Regions from separate parts of the Homo sapiens genome. Here all the other regions are linked to region 1. Evidence: chromatin contacts called from ENCODE Hi-C or POLR2A ChIA-PET data. All regions are on one chromosome and are shown on one strand. Each heading gives the region's core, a stretch centred on a gene start or an enhancer-like site at or near the end of the contact. The rest is flanking DNA. Distances are from core to core; before and after follow the strand shown.

Region 1 (3,723 bases), core at 1,224-3,723:
AAGAACAAACTTCTGGGCAGGCATACACCAGTGGTACACCAGCGGTACACAGGAAGACACCCCTCCCAGGAAACAATACCTCTGCCTCTGACACTTCCGGGAGCCTTGTAGCCACAGGAATCAACACATGTCTCTGCAACACTTCAAATTAACTCAGGCCTCAACAAGGCAGAGAGGGGTGTAGCCATACAGGCATGATCAGGGCCAGCTTATCACCATTCACTGGGAGACTGGCTGGAATGTGGATGTGCCGAGTGAAAAGTCAAATGTCTGCCTAATAGCAGAGCCCTCCACTCTGAAACACAAATGGCCCACTACATTCCTCACTCATAATTTTTAAAAATTTTTTAAAAAAATCTTTTACCCTAATGTCCAGTAGGCTATTGAACACTAGCTATCAATTTTTTGCCCTATGCCCTACAGTTAAAAATAAATGGCCAGGCAGGGTGGCTCACACCTGTAATCCCAGCACTTTGGGAGGCTGAGGCGGGCAGATCACAAGGTCAGGAGATCGAGACCATCCTGGCCAACATGGTGAAACCCCGTCTCTACTAAAAATACAAAAATTAGCTGGGTATGGTGGCATGCCTGTAGTTCCAGCTACTTAGGAGGCTGAGGCAGGAGAATTGCTTGAACCCGGGAGACAGGTTGCAGTGAGCTGAGATCATGCCACTGCACTCCAGCCTGGGTGACAGAACGAGACTCCATCACAAAATAAACAAATAAATAAATGTGTGTGCATAAATATGTACACACATATACATATGTATATTTTATATACACAAGTATTTGTATATCTAAAACCAGTTTCACAAAACAGTACCCTCATTACATGCATAGCTCAAATTTTTTAATTTCTTTATAATCTAGTTATCTTAATAACTTTTTAAAATGCTGGTTTTGACCTAGAGATTTTTAACCTTGTGTGTGTGTGTATATGTGTTTGTGTGTGTGTGTGTATCTGTTTGTGTGTATGTGTGTGTGTGTATGCATGTGTGCACGTGCCATTTCTACCCCATGTGATGAAGCCTATGGATCCTTTCTTGTAGTGTTTTTAAATGCATAAAGCAAAACTCTTAGGCTTACAAAGGAAATCAATGATATTGAAATACAATTCTATCCTTGGGCCTCTTGTGGGGAAAGGGCAGTGTCCACAGACCCAGGTTAAGAATCTCTGCATGGGTAAATTGATTTCCCAGCTGACTGCTGAGCCACAACCTGCAGTTTGGAAAATAAGGCTGTACAAAGCCTCAGAACATTTTGTTGTAGTTAAGTATTTCAGATGCTTATTATCCTGTCACGGTTTTAACCCTCTTTTCCCTCCCTTTCCCCATGCTCCCTCTATCCAGTCACCCACACCCCACCACATGCACATGCATGTGTACTCACTTACATGCATGCACATATATGTTGCCACATATCCACATACACATAGGCACACACATGCACAGGCACACACATGCAGATCTTAGGTCACATATCTGGAATGAGATGAGGCACTAGACCACTGGGTCCAGCCCCTCCTGTGACCCCAGTCCCACTCCCTGACTGCCTCTGTGTCACAGCTCCTCTGGCTCCTGCCTCAGAACTACTCTAGTGGCTCATTATCTCTGCAGGGCAGCGCTCACCATCACGACTTTCTTGTTTTCTTTCACAGCATTGTGAGCCAATAGGTGCATTCTGCCTCAGAATAGTGGTGGAGACTGGTGGTGGCACAGCCCAGAGCTCTTGACGTTTATTTTCTCAGGCTTCAGTGAACCTTCTGTGGCAGGTGTTTCCTTTTGATAGGCGGCAGTTCCTCCCTGGGTCACTCCAGCCTGCAGCTGAAGCCCTCACTTAGCTCACTGTGGCTGTACTGAACACACCACCTCCCAACATGGAGCAGCCTAGCCAGGGGGTGCGGGAAGGAAAGATGGTTGCTGCCACAAATGAATGACTCAGCTACCTTCTCCAATGGTTTGATATTGACGTTTCCTCCTGTCATAGCAAAAATGCCCAGGTGAACTGTTTTCTCCATCGCATGTAGAAAGATGATGGTTGTCTGAACTGGTTCCAGGTAATGGACAGTGGTAAGCGCTCCCTTCTCTTATAGTATGTTATGGATTGAAGTGTGTCTCCCCACAAAAAGATATTACTGGAGTCCTAACCCTGAATATTTCAGAATGTGACCTTATTTGGAGATAGTGTGTTTACTGAGGTAATCAAATTTAAATGAGGTCATTACAGTCTCTAATCCAATAAGACTAGTGTCTTATAACAGAAACGAACGCTTACAGAGGGAAGACAATGTAAAGAGACACATGGAGAAGATGGCTGTATTTCCATTCTCATGCTGCTATAAGGACATACCCAAGACTGGGTAATTTATAAAGGCAAGAGGTTTAATTAACTCACAGTTCAGCATGGCTGGGGAGGCCTCAGGAAACTTAGAATCACGGCAGAAGGGGAAGCAAACACGTCCTTCTTCAAGTGGTGGCAGGAAGAGAACTGAGTGAGTAAAATGAGGAAAGTCCCCTTATCAGATCTCCTGAGAACTCACTCACTTTCACGAGAACAGCGTGAAGGTAACTGCCCCCATGATTCAATTACCTCCCCCGGGTCCCTTCCATGACACGTGGAGATTATGGGAACTACAATTCAAGATGGGGTTTGGGTGAGGACACAGCCAAACCATATCAACAGCCATCTGTAAGCCAAGGAGAGAGGCCTGGAACAGATACTTCCCTCGCAGCTCCCAGAAGGAGCCAATCCTGCCGACACCTTGATTTCAGACTTCTGGCCTCCAGATTGTGAGACAAGAACAGCAACTCGGCCTGTGTTCTCTGCCCTTGAGGTTGAAACAGGGAGCAGAAGGTTTTTTTTCCCCTCTGTGTTGCAGCATGGAGTTCTGAATGACAGATGAGGGGTTGATCACCCTCCACACCCATGCTAAGCCTTATGGCTTCACGGGGTTCAGGCTTCCTGTGTTCAGTCTTCTGTGTTGCCAGAAAAATTTGCATACTCCCATGGACAAAGAAAGCAGCAGAGGAGAAAGAAGAGCTTTCATTCACTTCCTCTTTGGGGTGAGAGCAAGTCTGAATGCTCTAGAATTGATTCTATTAGAAAAACTCTCTGACCCCAAATATGAATATTTTCACCACACCCAATACTCATAATTTTAAAAATAGATCTTTTGAGTTTCATCCTGACTAGTAACCTAAAGATCACTGACTTCTGATTTATTTTTTTATCATGCTCTACAGTTAGAAATGCAAACATATAGACTAGAGAGGGCCACAGAGGTGTTTGATCCCATCACTTCATGTAGGTAGGAAGATGTTGAACCCCTGAGAGGGGTCGGAACTTGTCCAAGATCACACAGCAGGCAGAGTACATCAGGACCTCAAACCCATATCTTCTGCCCTCTCCTCCTAAGGTCTCCATCACTAACACCCTGTCACGGTCCATCCTGCTAAGGAAGTCTCTACTATAAAATCCCATACCTTGAAAATTAATTGTTTTTCCACTCACACGTTACCACCCTTCCCTCCTGCAAACATTTGGAAGTTGAAAGGTCGCACAGCCTTCATGAAATTAACCAGAAGAATTGAAAGGAAGCTGATGACAAAAGTACTTCAAAATCTGTTTTTCATGAAAACAGCTTTTTCTTTTCCCCCTCAGATCAAACTGAATTTTTCTTTTTATTTTTGCGGTATTCTTCTAATTGTGCCTTTTTAAATGTGT
Region 2 (3,723 bases), core at 464-2,963, 9.6 Mb after region 1:
AATTCACTTACAAAGTTGCAGTTTCTCCTTAGATCTTCAATTCTCCCACCCACATAATCCCACATATTTTAAGTACTAAATGCCCTCATCTTCTGTATTTCTGTTTGTTCAAATTTTCTTTTTTTTTCCTACCGTTAAAAACTCATCTCAGAGTAAAAAAATGAGTGGTTGTGGGGAGTAGGGGGGATTAATAGGTGGCACACAAAGGATTTTTAGGGCAGTGAAACTACTCTGTATGATACTGTAATGGTGGATGTATGTCATTACGCATTTGTCCCAATCCATAGAATATACAACACCAGGAGTGAGCCCTAATGTAAACTAACAACTTTGGGTTATTACAATGTGTCACAAAAAAACCTCATCTCATATCCTTTGTCATATTAAGGTGCAAATAACTGATGAAAAATTCAAGTGCTACAAGGAAGCTGTGTAGCTGACAGGCTAAAGCTCCAGTTCAGCTTGCAAGTGGGTGTGAGAGTCTACGGCAGCTCACAACCTTCCCATGAATCATAAGAGGATGGGAGTGGAGATGAGAGGTGAGAGGCAAAACTGAAAGAGGAGAGGATTTGATTTGAAGGCACAAGATTTGGGTTCTGGTGGTGGCTCTATCACTTCCTGGATGAGTGATCTTGAGAATTCCCTGAAACTCGTTTTTCTCACCTGAGTAACAAGCTTAAGAATAGCACATTCTATCTGTGCTTTAATGAGGATAAATTGAGATAATATATGAGGACATGCTTCACTAATTGTAGTTATACAAAAATGCTGGTTATTGGTCACAAAAAAGGCAGATGTGCTTTTGAAACATTCAGACTACGGTTTGACAATGGGGCCAGTCTGCCTGTATTCCATCATTTTTACTCTCCTTTTCTATTAACTCCATGTGTCCACTTTCTCATCCTAAAATTGGAATAAAAATATTTACTCTCCTGGTTGCTTAAAGGATTGAAATAGAAATGCATGTAAAGTAGAAAAGTATCTGTCTCTCCCCGTCTCTACTCCAGTAAGTGATCAACCAAAGTTGTTGCAATTTCCTTCCAAAATCCACAGGCAATGACATTAATCTGTGTTATGCTCAATCAAAAGGCATGCCCCAGTGACCCAGAAAAGAAGAAACCTGTGACATTCCCATTATTTCCCACAGGGCACTGATCACTTTCTACTTCTCCTAGCTCACCGTGTCCATCACTCATTCCTCAACCCTTTGGGTGGGAATGAGGCATTTGCCCCTACCAGTCTATTAAAATTGCACCTAAATTTACCTTAGAGGAAGTAAATTATAAAGAGCTCTTTGGACTGTTAAAAGTGAAGTGATGTATTTAGAAAGCGAGAGAATTTAAAAATACAGAACCATGATCAATTCTGTTTTAACTTGCAGTATATAGTTGAGAGCATGGTGTACAGGTGGGAACTGGAAAAACTGATTATTTGTTACAGTTGTTATATTTCTGAAAAAGGTGTTTATTCTTGTTTTCTTCACATCTGTTTCCAGTTGCCACTTGTCTTCTTGGGTGGAAATAACTTCTTTTCTATGAACTGGCAGAGTTTCTCTGGGTGTGGGGAGGTTCTGAACTTTGCGTGAGAGTGCTCTCCTTAGTTCAGTAATGAGATCAGTCACCAAGTCACCCCTTTGCTCTCTGGTGATGGCTGCCACCTCTTGCTTTCATGAGAAATGATAAAGCAAATGAGTCAGTGCCTAGGACCCTTCAAGAATGGCACGCGATGCTCAGCTAACCTCAAACCTTAGCTCTAGCTAAGGAGGTTTCAAAAAAAAGCCTTTGAGAAACTCTCCTTCCAGAAATACAGGCATGCATCTGGCTTCCTTCTCTTTTTCTCTATTGGCCTTTTATTTGGCGTTCTGGATTTCATTTAACTTTTTAAAAACACTGAAGTATGATTTTTAGTTTGAATAAAAAAGCAGTGATGTAGTAACCTGTGATCTTCCCCTTTAAGGTAAGATTCTGCAAAATTTTATGAAAAGACAATGTAGTTTTGCATAGTAGATGAGGGCAGAAATGTTTACTTTCCTAATTACCAGTTACCTCCTGGTCAACAAGTACAATCTGAGATCTTTTTGCTTACGTAGCGCTGTCAATTTCCTTTTTTCACCTGAGATAATCTTTTGTTTCGATAACTGTTTTCATAACCCATGCCGTGTTTTTTCCTCTGTTGTTTTTCTTTTTCTTTTTCTTTCTTTTTTTTTTTTTCAGACGGAGTTTCGCTTTTGTTGCCCAGGCTGGAGTGCAATGGCGCCATCTCGGCTCACCGCAACCTCCGCCTCCTGGGTTCAAGCGATTCCCCTGCCTCAGCCTCCCGAGTAGCTGGGGTTACAGGCATGTGCCGCCATGCCCTGCTAATTTTGTATTTTTAGTAGAGACGGGGTTTCTCCATGTTTGTCAGGCTGATCTCAAACTCTCGACCTTAGGTGATCCGCCCGCTTCAGCCTCCCAAAGTGCTGGGATTACAGGCGTGAGTCACCACGCCTGGCCCCGTTTTTCTATTTTTTAAACTACAGTAATTCTCTTTGATTTAAATATTTGTAAAGATATGTACAATAAAACTATTCTTAAATCATAGGGGAAAACAAAATATGGAGCAATAGAGCAATTCTAAATGAAATGCAAGCCTAAACTACTTTTTTAACAAGCTTTGTAAATAATCACTTGTTTGCAAAGGAGGTGGTGATTCATGTGAGAGGAGTAGAAAGAAAGATTTTGGTCCCTTTGAAATTTTATTATTGTTCTTCTAAGTACATCGTCTAGAAAGAAAGCAAACCAATAGCGTTTTGGAATTGTTTAGTCACTAATTGTATTCCATGAGCATTCTTTCTGGTTCACTGGAATTCAGTGTATAAGTCTGGGGACAAAGTGAAGCTCTGAAGTTATGAGCTTTGGACAGCAGGATGGCGAATTAAGGTGGTGGAAAAGGAAACTTTGATGTTGGAGAAACTGGTGTAGCTCAGAACGTAGAACAGAAAAAGCCAACTATTTGGCCAAAGTATCCATCTTTTAAAGAGATACAGTTTTAATCAAGTGAACAGGTAGGACTTCAGTCTGGGTGTTTATTTTTGTCTATTTATACAAATTCTTTATCACTCAGATCAAAGAGTTTGCATTAGGTAGTATTATGTTTCTATATTTTCTTAAATCAATATACACAATGAATTGTTATTAGATCATAAGAAATGCCAAACTGGATCAGATTTACAATTCATCCACCCAAATCCTACCTGTTTTAGACCAATCCAGGGATATTATGTATGGCGACCTGGTGGTTACTCTCCAGACAATTTTTAAAGTCTAGGATGAGCCTATATACAATGCCTAAAACAGTATCTGGCAAGTGTTTGGCTTGGTAATGGTTGATGTTTGTTGAACAAATGAGTGAAAGATAAAAATCTACCATCATGCAATTATCTACATTCTCCTGAAGCTAATCTTTTGTGTTATGTATCGTGTATGACAAGTCTTTTGTTCTAAGTGTATTACATTGTCTTTTTTCCCTTTTTTCTTTCCTTTCGTTAAAGTGTATTTACATTGTCTTAAAAATTACTTATCTTAAGCATCAAGAGAGTTCTTTTCCAACTTTAGTGTTACAGAATTTGATTTGATTAGTCTTAAAGCATTAGACAAGGAGGGAATGATGTACCCCCTCATTTGATGTGCTCCCCACCCCAGTTGAACCCCAGTCTTACTTGGAAGTGGAAGGATTCTGGCTCAG
Region 3 (3,723 bases), core at 307-2,806, 6.6 Mb after region 1:
TAAAAAAGTTAATTTGGGCCAGGCGCAGTGGCTCACGCCTGTAATCCCAGCACTCTGGGAGGCTGAGGCGGGCGGATCACGAGGTCAGGAGATCGAGACCATGCTGGCTAACATGGTGAAACCCCATCTCTACTAAAAAATACAAAAAATTAGCCGGGCGTGGTGGCGGGCGCCTGTAGTCTCAGCTACTCGGGAGGCTGAGGCAGGAGAATGGCGTGAACCCAGGAGGTGAAGCTTGCAGCGAGCCGAGATTGTGCCACTGCACTCCAGCCTGGGCGACAGAGCGAGACTCCGTCTCAAAAAAAAAAAAAAGTTAATTTGTGAGGAAACTGAAAATTCAATTATTTTTCAGAAAGCAATGTTTTTGTTAAACAGAAATTAACCAAATAAAACGAAATCCTTACAGTAAACTTCAATCCCAGCAAGACTTAAAGTATTTCTGCTTTGCAGTCATTCCTGCCATGTAGAACACTTCCCCAGGCCCAACACCCCACAACACCTGGGGCCTTACCTCTACCTGGGGACTGACCACATTATAATTAAGAAGGCTTAACTCACGATGAAGGGGACTGCTCTAGTGGACGAGTTGGGCCGATCCCTTTATTGACTCCGTTAGGATGGGAGATGGGGGTTGGAGGGATAGGCGTTAGGGGTATAAAGGGGCCAGCTTGGGAATCAAACCCTACTTCCAGAGTCCCTTCGGGCTTTGAACATGCCAGAAACATTTTCCCTGCTTAGAGCACTGTGCTGAATTTTGTTAAACTTGTGATTAAATCGTCATGAAAGCTTACACGTGCATTTAAAAATTATTCAGATATGCACCATTAGGGATAATCAGGCTAATAGTACCAGACCTTGAGTTCATTGAGGACTGGATTAGTCCCTTAAGTATCGTGGTAAATGTTAATTGAACAAATTCCAAGTTTATAGCCACCCACTTTCTGTCATATCAGCATTTCAGTTATTGAAAAATTAAGTTCTAGCTTTTCTTTTAAGGAACTTTAAAAATCACAAGTTCGAATTTTAAAAAGGAATCCTAAGACATTTTTCCTCGTCTGCTGACATATTTCCACAGCAAATGCTAAACTAATAGCTAGGCTATTATTAGGTGATTTTGCCATCTTAAAATCTTTTGGTTTCTGAGTTCGAGGAAAGGCGTTGGGGGCAAATATGTAAGAGAGGCTGTGAGGGATGTAATACTGCAAACGCTAACGTTTTGTTTTCATAGTTGTTTGGCCACCTCGCGAGATCCAGTGAACCGGAGGAGTTCCTGTTTTTCCCTTTTAATTTTTGTCAATCTAATCTTCAAAGTCAACAAAGCTAAAATCGAGCACCCAGGTGGTTCACCTCCCCAGAGGGGCTCAGATCATGAAATAAACGCCACCAAAAAAACGCTGGAAGAGGCAGCCCACAGTGAAAAGTCCCAGGAAGTGATTTCCGGTCGAAGGTGGGAGGGGCGGCTGATTTCCGGTCGAAGGGCAGGCGACGGCTCTTGCGCAAGCGCGCTTCGCACTTTGCGGGCTTTTTTTTTTTTTTTTTTTTTTTTTTTTTTTTCCTTTCCCCTCCCCCTCCCTCTCCAAGCCGGAGGGGTCCTGAGGTGACAGCGCCTGCAACTGAAATTTCAGCAGCGGGAGAAGATGGACAAGAGAAAGCTCGGGCGACGGCCATCTTCATCCGGTGAGAAAGGGTCAGAGAAGGGCTGAACATATTGTCTCCTACCCGGGGGAAACGGGAGGCGCAGGCGGCAGCTGGGGTTGCGGCCCGAAGCCGCGGGGGCGAGGGCGGGGGCGGGGAGAGGAAGGGGCGCGCACAATGGAAGGCTCCCGGGTCGCCCCCGCCCCTGGAGTCGAAGACCCGGTCCGAGCTGTCATCGAAGCCTCGGGCGCTCTTCACCTCAAAACCCCTTTTATTTTTTCCCTCCTCCCGCGAACACCCTCCTTGCGTCTCATCGGCCCATGGATCTTCCCGGTTGGCTTGTCACTCTCTGCCACGCCTTCCTCGTAATTCCACCAATGTTCCAATTTCATTTCGGCTTCTCAGCGCCTGACCCCACTTTCCTCTCTTCCTTTGATTCTCGACTTTGCGTCCCTTCCCCTCTCCCTCCTCTTTCCCTCAGCAGGTAGCTGCTGCTGGGGAGGAAAGGTGGGGCTTGCGACCGGAGACTCCTTTTCTTTGATACAATGCCTCTCCGGGTCTCGTTCTGCTGAACAGGCCCGCCTAATAGCCTTTTTCTTTTCCAGCCTACCCTGCGTCTTCCAAAAGTGATTGGAAAGTCAAACAAAGGATTTGAAGCCGTGCTTTCGTTGTGTTTTTATTTTCAGCATATTTTTTGTTTTGGACGTTACTTTGTTTTAAATGACTATCTTCAGTTTTGTGTACAACGTCTTGGAAACAAGAAAGTGGAGTTATAAAAACGTGAGGTAGAGCTCCTCCCAGTTGAGAAGTTTTTATCAAACATTTCATCCATTAGGGGGTCCTCAAGTCCTTGTGTTAAGTCCTATGGATGGTAGGAGGAGAGGACGAGGACTCATATGCTTACAGTCCAGTACACAAACGAACGCCCAATGAATCAATTATTTCATTTCATTTTTCTGTTTCTGATGGTACCGTTGGTTTCTGCAGAGACAGTTAACAATTACAGATTTATTGGCCGGGCGCGGTGGCTCACGCCTGTAATGCCAACACCTTGGGAGGCCGAGGCGGTCGGATCACAAAGTCAGGAGATCGAGACCATCCTGGCTAACATTGTGAAACCCCGTCTCTACTAAAAAATGCAAAAAATTAGCCGGGCGTGGTGGCGGGCGCCTGTAGTCCCAGCTACTCAGGAGGCTGAGGCAGGAGAATGGCGTGAACCCGGGAGGCGGAGCTTGCAGTGAGCCGAGATCGCACCACTGCACTCCAGCCTGGGCAACAGAGCGAGACTCTGTATCAAACAACAACAACAACAAAAAAAAAACAAAAAAAACCAATTCCAAATTTATTTAGGAGTGCCCTGTGGCAGTGCATCTCAAACTGCTTTCAGCCTTAATTGCAAAGGAGAGTGATTATGGATCTCTGGGGACACTGCTTGAAGCAGTTGAAAACCTGAAATCCCTTTTCATATGCAACCAATGTTATCGATGTTCTTGGTGTATATTCTGGAGATAATAGTTTTTTCCTTTGAAAGCACATGTATAAATGATATATATGTATATTTATACATACATGTAGGTATATGCCTCCAACTGATGAGTGTTTTAATAGTCTCCACCCCCCACCAAACCTCTAAGTAAAATGGACACATTAGGAAAACGCACAATGCTTAGCTGGTGTCATTTGCGGGCTTCCTAACACAGAACTTTAGGTGTGATCATATCTTCCTTTGAGATGCACAACCTTTTTTAAATAAATGCATTTCATCTAGGTTTAATACATTTTTGAGGAGGGAAGGTAAGATATTTGCCTTGTAATTCAACAAGTCACGTTCCTTTTTACCTGATTACACTTAGATTTATTTATTTGTCACAGTAACTTGATGTAAGTAGTTGTGGGAAGTGGATTTTGATAATAAAGCTGTTAATCCTTAAAAGACATTGATATTTACGTTAGTTATATCTCTAGAGAGCGTTTTCTTTTTCTCGTGATCTCTCTTTTGGAGCTGTCCTTTCTGAAAAGTAAGGTATAATAAAATCCATACCCAAATCTAATGTTACCTAGCTGTTCTCCAGTATGCCTCTAGTTTTA
Region 4 (3,723 bases), core at 833-3,332, 5.6 Mb before region 1:
TTATCTGAAACTGATGTTGAATGGGTAAAGCCAAAAAAAAAAAAGATCTCTGGGCTTCAGCCCAGGAGTTGAAGATCAGCCTGGGCAACATAATGTGACCCCCATCTCTATCCAAAAGAAAAAAATAATTGCCGGGCATGTGGTTCCAGCTACTTGGGAGGCTGAGGTGGGAGGATCGCTTGAGTTTGGGAGGTGGAGGCTGCAGTGAGCTGTTACAGTGCCACTGACCTTCAGCCTTGGCAACAGAGGGAGACCCTGTCGCAGGAAAAAAGAAAAGAAAGAAAACAAAGGAAAGGAAAGGAAAACAAAGGAAAGGAAAGGAAAGGGAAAGGGAAGAAAAGGAAAAGAAAAAGAAAAGAAAAGAGAAAAATCCCTGTTTGGGATTTAGGCTACACTTAGGTAATAAGGATTAATTTAAAAAGCTAATATTCTGATCTTTATCAAACGGAAATTGTTCTTCTTTTCTACGTCTATATCGTGCCAGAAATATATTAATGTGTATTTTTTAAAGGTGATCTAAAGGAATGGTTAAATTCTGTTTCATGAATCATCAAAACTATTTGTTTTTACTTTAGAATTGATGCATTGCAGTTGTTTAGGAAATCATGCACACCCTGGATATGATATTTGTTAACGAGAAATACCTTGTATTCTGAACACACTGGAAATTGTTTCCTATGGCTGAGCATACCAATACTATACAATTTTATGGTGATGTTATTAGCATTGCTATTATGGCTCTGACTCGTAGAATCTTTCTTATCTGCAGTTTTGATTTGGATGTGCCAAGTCTGTTCAAAGGCTAATTAGAACTTCGTGTGCCTAGATGGATGAGTTAAAGAAAATTTCTAGCCTGTTTATTAGTACCACAGTTTATAAGCAACATTACAGGCCTTCCGTTTCATCATAGCTTTTCAATCTGCTGTACAAACATAAGACTCCGTTACTGTTAGCCTTTACCCTTTTGCTCAATGCGATGTCTGCTGCTTCTGTATACAGGCTCAAGTAATTCCCATTATGCCATGCCCTGTGTGCACCTTCTGGAAGTTAGCCCACGGACATCTAAGATCTGGGATATTTCCAAATCTGGTTGTGGAAGGGCTTGGAAATCTATAACCGCAACTAGGTGGAGGACACCTGTTTCAGCAGGAGGTTATAAAATATGAAGCGAAACTAGGAAGAGGGAGTTGTGATCACGGTTCCAAGGGCTCCACACAGATCCTGGAGTTAAGGGGCACTCAGGTCTCCATTTCGTGACCCCTGGCCCTACCTCTCCTAGATCCAGGTATTTAGTAACCCAGGCTTGAGATCTCAAACCCCATCCCCCAATGCCAAACTCCCTTGTCCCAGCTGGGAGGCCCCCAGGGCATTTCTGAACATGGCCATCTCCAATTCACAGAAATCTGTGTGTTGTTGCAAATAAAGGATGACAAGAGACCACAGCCTACGAATGCGAGCAGCGTCAAGTCAGCAACAATCTTCCAGTTATCGAGAAGTCGGAAACGTCTGATTCTTTCTTCTCCACATTTACTAAGACGTATCTTCTCACCTTCCTGCCCTCCACGTTAAGAGGGGCTAACTATTCCGAAAGACTTCCGTGCCCTCTTCCTTTTCAATTTTTCCACTTCCAAACTCCTACCGAAAGACGAAGAAAAGAGACCACAGAAGAAGATACAAAGAAGTTTCTTAAAACACCTTCTTTTCTAGGTTCTCAAGGCGTCCCCTTTAAGGAACCAGGCCCACCTCTTTCCCATTCACCTACTGGCTTTCCTTCCTGTCCGTCACTCTACCTTTAAGAATATTTCCTGTTTCTTCAACCCAACTTGCACACCTCCGCCCCCCGGCCCTCCTCATTGGGCCGCCCGATCCCCGTTCACTCCTTGGTTTCCTCTCCGCCTCCTCCCGCCCTCTAGCGTAGTGCAACGGCATTCTGTCTTCTTATTGGCTACCACGGCAGCGTTCCCGCAGCCTGATTGGCGGGTTGAGTGAAAGAGGCGGGAACGCGGCGCGCCCAGGGTAGGCTGTTCGCTTGCTGAGCTGCGGCCGCGGGAGGGGCGGGGAGGGGCGGGGGGAGGGGGGCTGGGAAAGTTGAGGCCGCGCTGCCGCCGGGTCTCCGGCCTTGAGGGCTCGGGCTCGCAGCGGCTGCGGTGGCCGCAAAAAGAGGCGGCGGGGGCGGGGGGAGAGGAGGGCCTGGGCCCGCGCTCCCCCAGCCCCGGAGGAGCAGGCGGTGGCCGCGGACGGAGAGATTCGCCCAGACGGTCAGACACTCCTGCCTTCCCCTCCTGGGATCATGACCCAGGCGGGGGTCGCCGCCGTCGCCGCCGCCACCGCGGCCGAGACCGCGCAGCCGGCGGGTAAGTGACTGCGGGAGGGGGCCGCTGACAGCCGGGGCGGGGGGCGGGGGCCAGGGCTGCGGGGGCGGCTCCGGAGGGCGGCCCCGGGCTCAGCTCCACCCACCCCCTTCCTGCTCCGGGAGGCCAGGGCTGCGCTAAGTGCGCCTCCTTCCTGGGGACCCTTGCGTGCGGCACCTGGTGGGGCGTCAGCGCCCGCGGCGAGCGCACCCCTCATCTCCCGCCCGCCCTGCGTCCCCGGCTGCCAGGCCCGTGGGGGGCTCGCACTGCGCCCCAGCTCCTAGATGCGCGCGGGGCGAGAGGGGCCCCACGCTGCCCTGGGTGCATAAAGAGCTGGGCAGCCAGGTTCACACCAGATGGCCTTTGCCCGCCTCCTTCACCTTTTCCTGTCTTCTTCATTCCCCTTCTTTCCTTGCCCTCTGAATTTCTTTCGTACCCGTTCGTCAGACTCATGTGGCTTGCTTTTTCCCTCTCACCCCTCTGTCGAAGTGTTAGGCTTGTGTTTTCTTTTTAGAAGCCGTTCTTTTGCTTTCTGAGTAGAAGCAGTGCAAGTGAATGACCAACTCTTGAAATCTACTTTCATGTATCCGGATGAAATATAAGATTCCTGGACTCTTGTTCATGTTTACAATTTTGATAGTTGAATTCACCCCACTCGTTCTTGAAGCTTGTCCTCCCAACCCTCCTCGTTACATTGGGATATGGTCCTTTGCGTTTATTAACTTTATCTGGAAATATGAGACTGCATAAACCAAAGTGCAGAATTTCAACTTCCGTTCTTGTAACATTTTTACCATCAAGTAGATACAGTAACCTAACACCACACAGATCAAGACAGTCGTGGCCAACTGTGTAGGCAAAGAAGACATTTCCTTACCTATAAACAACGTACAGATTTCTTGAATAAATCTTACGGTGAGTTACATGGATCCTGAAACATATTCCCAGGTTTGCTCTTTTGTAAAGAAAACCAAACAGACAAACCTGCCTTTTGAAGGATCAACAGGCTGTCCTACTCTCCATTCACCTTGATGACTTTTTTCTCTCCCATAGAACTCTTGTTTAACATAGTACAGAGTTGCTGTTTGGGATACATGTGTTGTTTCTCTTTAAGTACTCAAAGTATTTGTTACAAAAGAAGTAAAATACATTGTAATTGCACTTCTGAAAGCAGAAGTAGTGTAATGTATCCATGCAAGAATGAATGCTTAATCCTAAAGCAGTTTTGCTTTAGCCTAAGCCAAGCTTTTCCAACCCCCGTCCAAGGACGGCTTTTAATGCGGCCCAAGACAAGAAGACAAGTTCGTAAACTTTCTTTTATTTTTTTTGAGACAGAGTCTCACTCTGTCGCCCAGGCTGGAATGCAGTGGTG

What was found. Hi-C counts contacts between places; a loop is a spot of excess contacts on that map. ChIA-PET counts read pairs that join two places held with the same protein, here RNA polymerase II (POLR2A). Pooled maps may share reads with other maps.
Region 2: a map with no recorded cell type shows a loop between it and region 1 (19-fold over the local background). The contact joins the enhancer-like site here to the promoter of LINC01215 in region 1. A Hi-C loop is called at or near these places in 4 of 37 single-sample maps with no recorded cell type and 2 of 50 pooled maps.
Region 3: a loop to region 1 is called in a pooled map, with 6 times the contacts of the local background. The contact joins the promoter of SENP7 here to the promoter of LINC01215 in region 1. A Hi-C loop is called at or near these places in 1 of 37 single-sample maps with no recorded cell type and 5 of 50 pooled maps. POLR2A ChIA-PET finds 5 or more read pairs at or near these places in 1 of 52 experiments (B cell).
Region 4: a pooled map shows a loop between it and region 1 (10-fold over the local background). The contact joins the promoter of USF3 here to the promoter of LINC01215 in region 1. A Hi-C loop is called at or near these places in 2 of 50 pooled maps. POLR2A ChIA-PET finds 5 or more read pairs at or near these places in 2 of 52 experiments (B cell and T-cell).

What each region holds. Positions count from the first base shown.
Region 1 is chr3:108,123,814-108,127,536 of GRCh38, reverse strand. LINC01215 (long intergenic non-protein coding RNA 1215) reads right to left here and starts at 2,473. Exons shown (of 2, transcript NR_110030.1): 1 at 2,395-2,473. RefSeq lists enhancers at 1,461-1,560, 2,061-2,140, 2,361-2,410, 2,691-2,830, 2,901-2,950 and 2 more.
Region 2 is chr3:98,554,346-98,558,068 of GRCh38, reverse strand. No RefSeq gene overlaps it. Among named protein-coding and RNA genes, the nearest start is that of GPR15, 24 kb to the right of the region's middle. RefSeq lists enhancers at 1,506-1,585, 1,716-2,035, 1,087-2,286. Within about 2 kb of position 1,713, at least 6 of the 41 ENCODE cell types and tissues checked have a DNase peak (open chromatin) inside an H3K27ac peak, as active enhancers do.
Region 3 is chr3:101,511,045-101,514,767 of GRCh38, reverse strand. SENP7 (SUMO specific peptidase 7) reads left to right here and starts at 1,556. Exons shown (of 24, transcript NM_020654.5): 1 at 1,556-1,677. The coding sequence starts at 1,638.
Region 4 is chr3:113,695,001-113,698,723 of GRCh38, reverse strand. USF3 (upstream transcription factor family member 3) reads left to right here and starts at 2,082. Exons shown (of 7, transcript NM_001009899.4): 1 at 2,082-2,354. RefSeq lists silencers at 1,872-2,341, 2,362-2,751.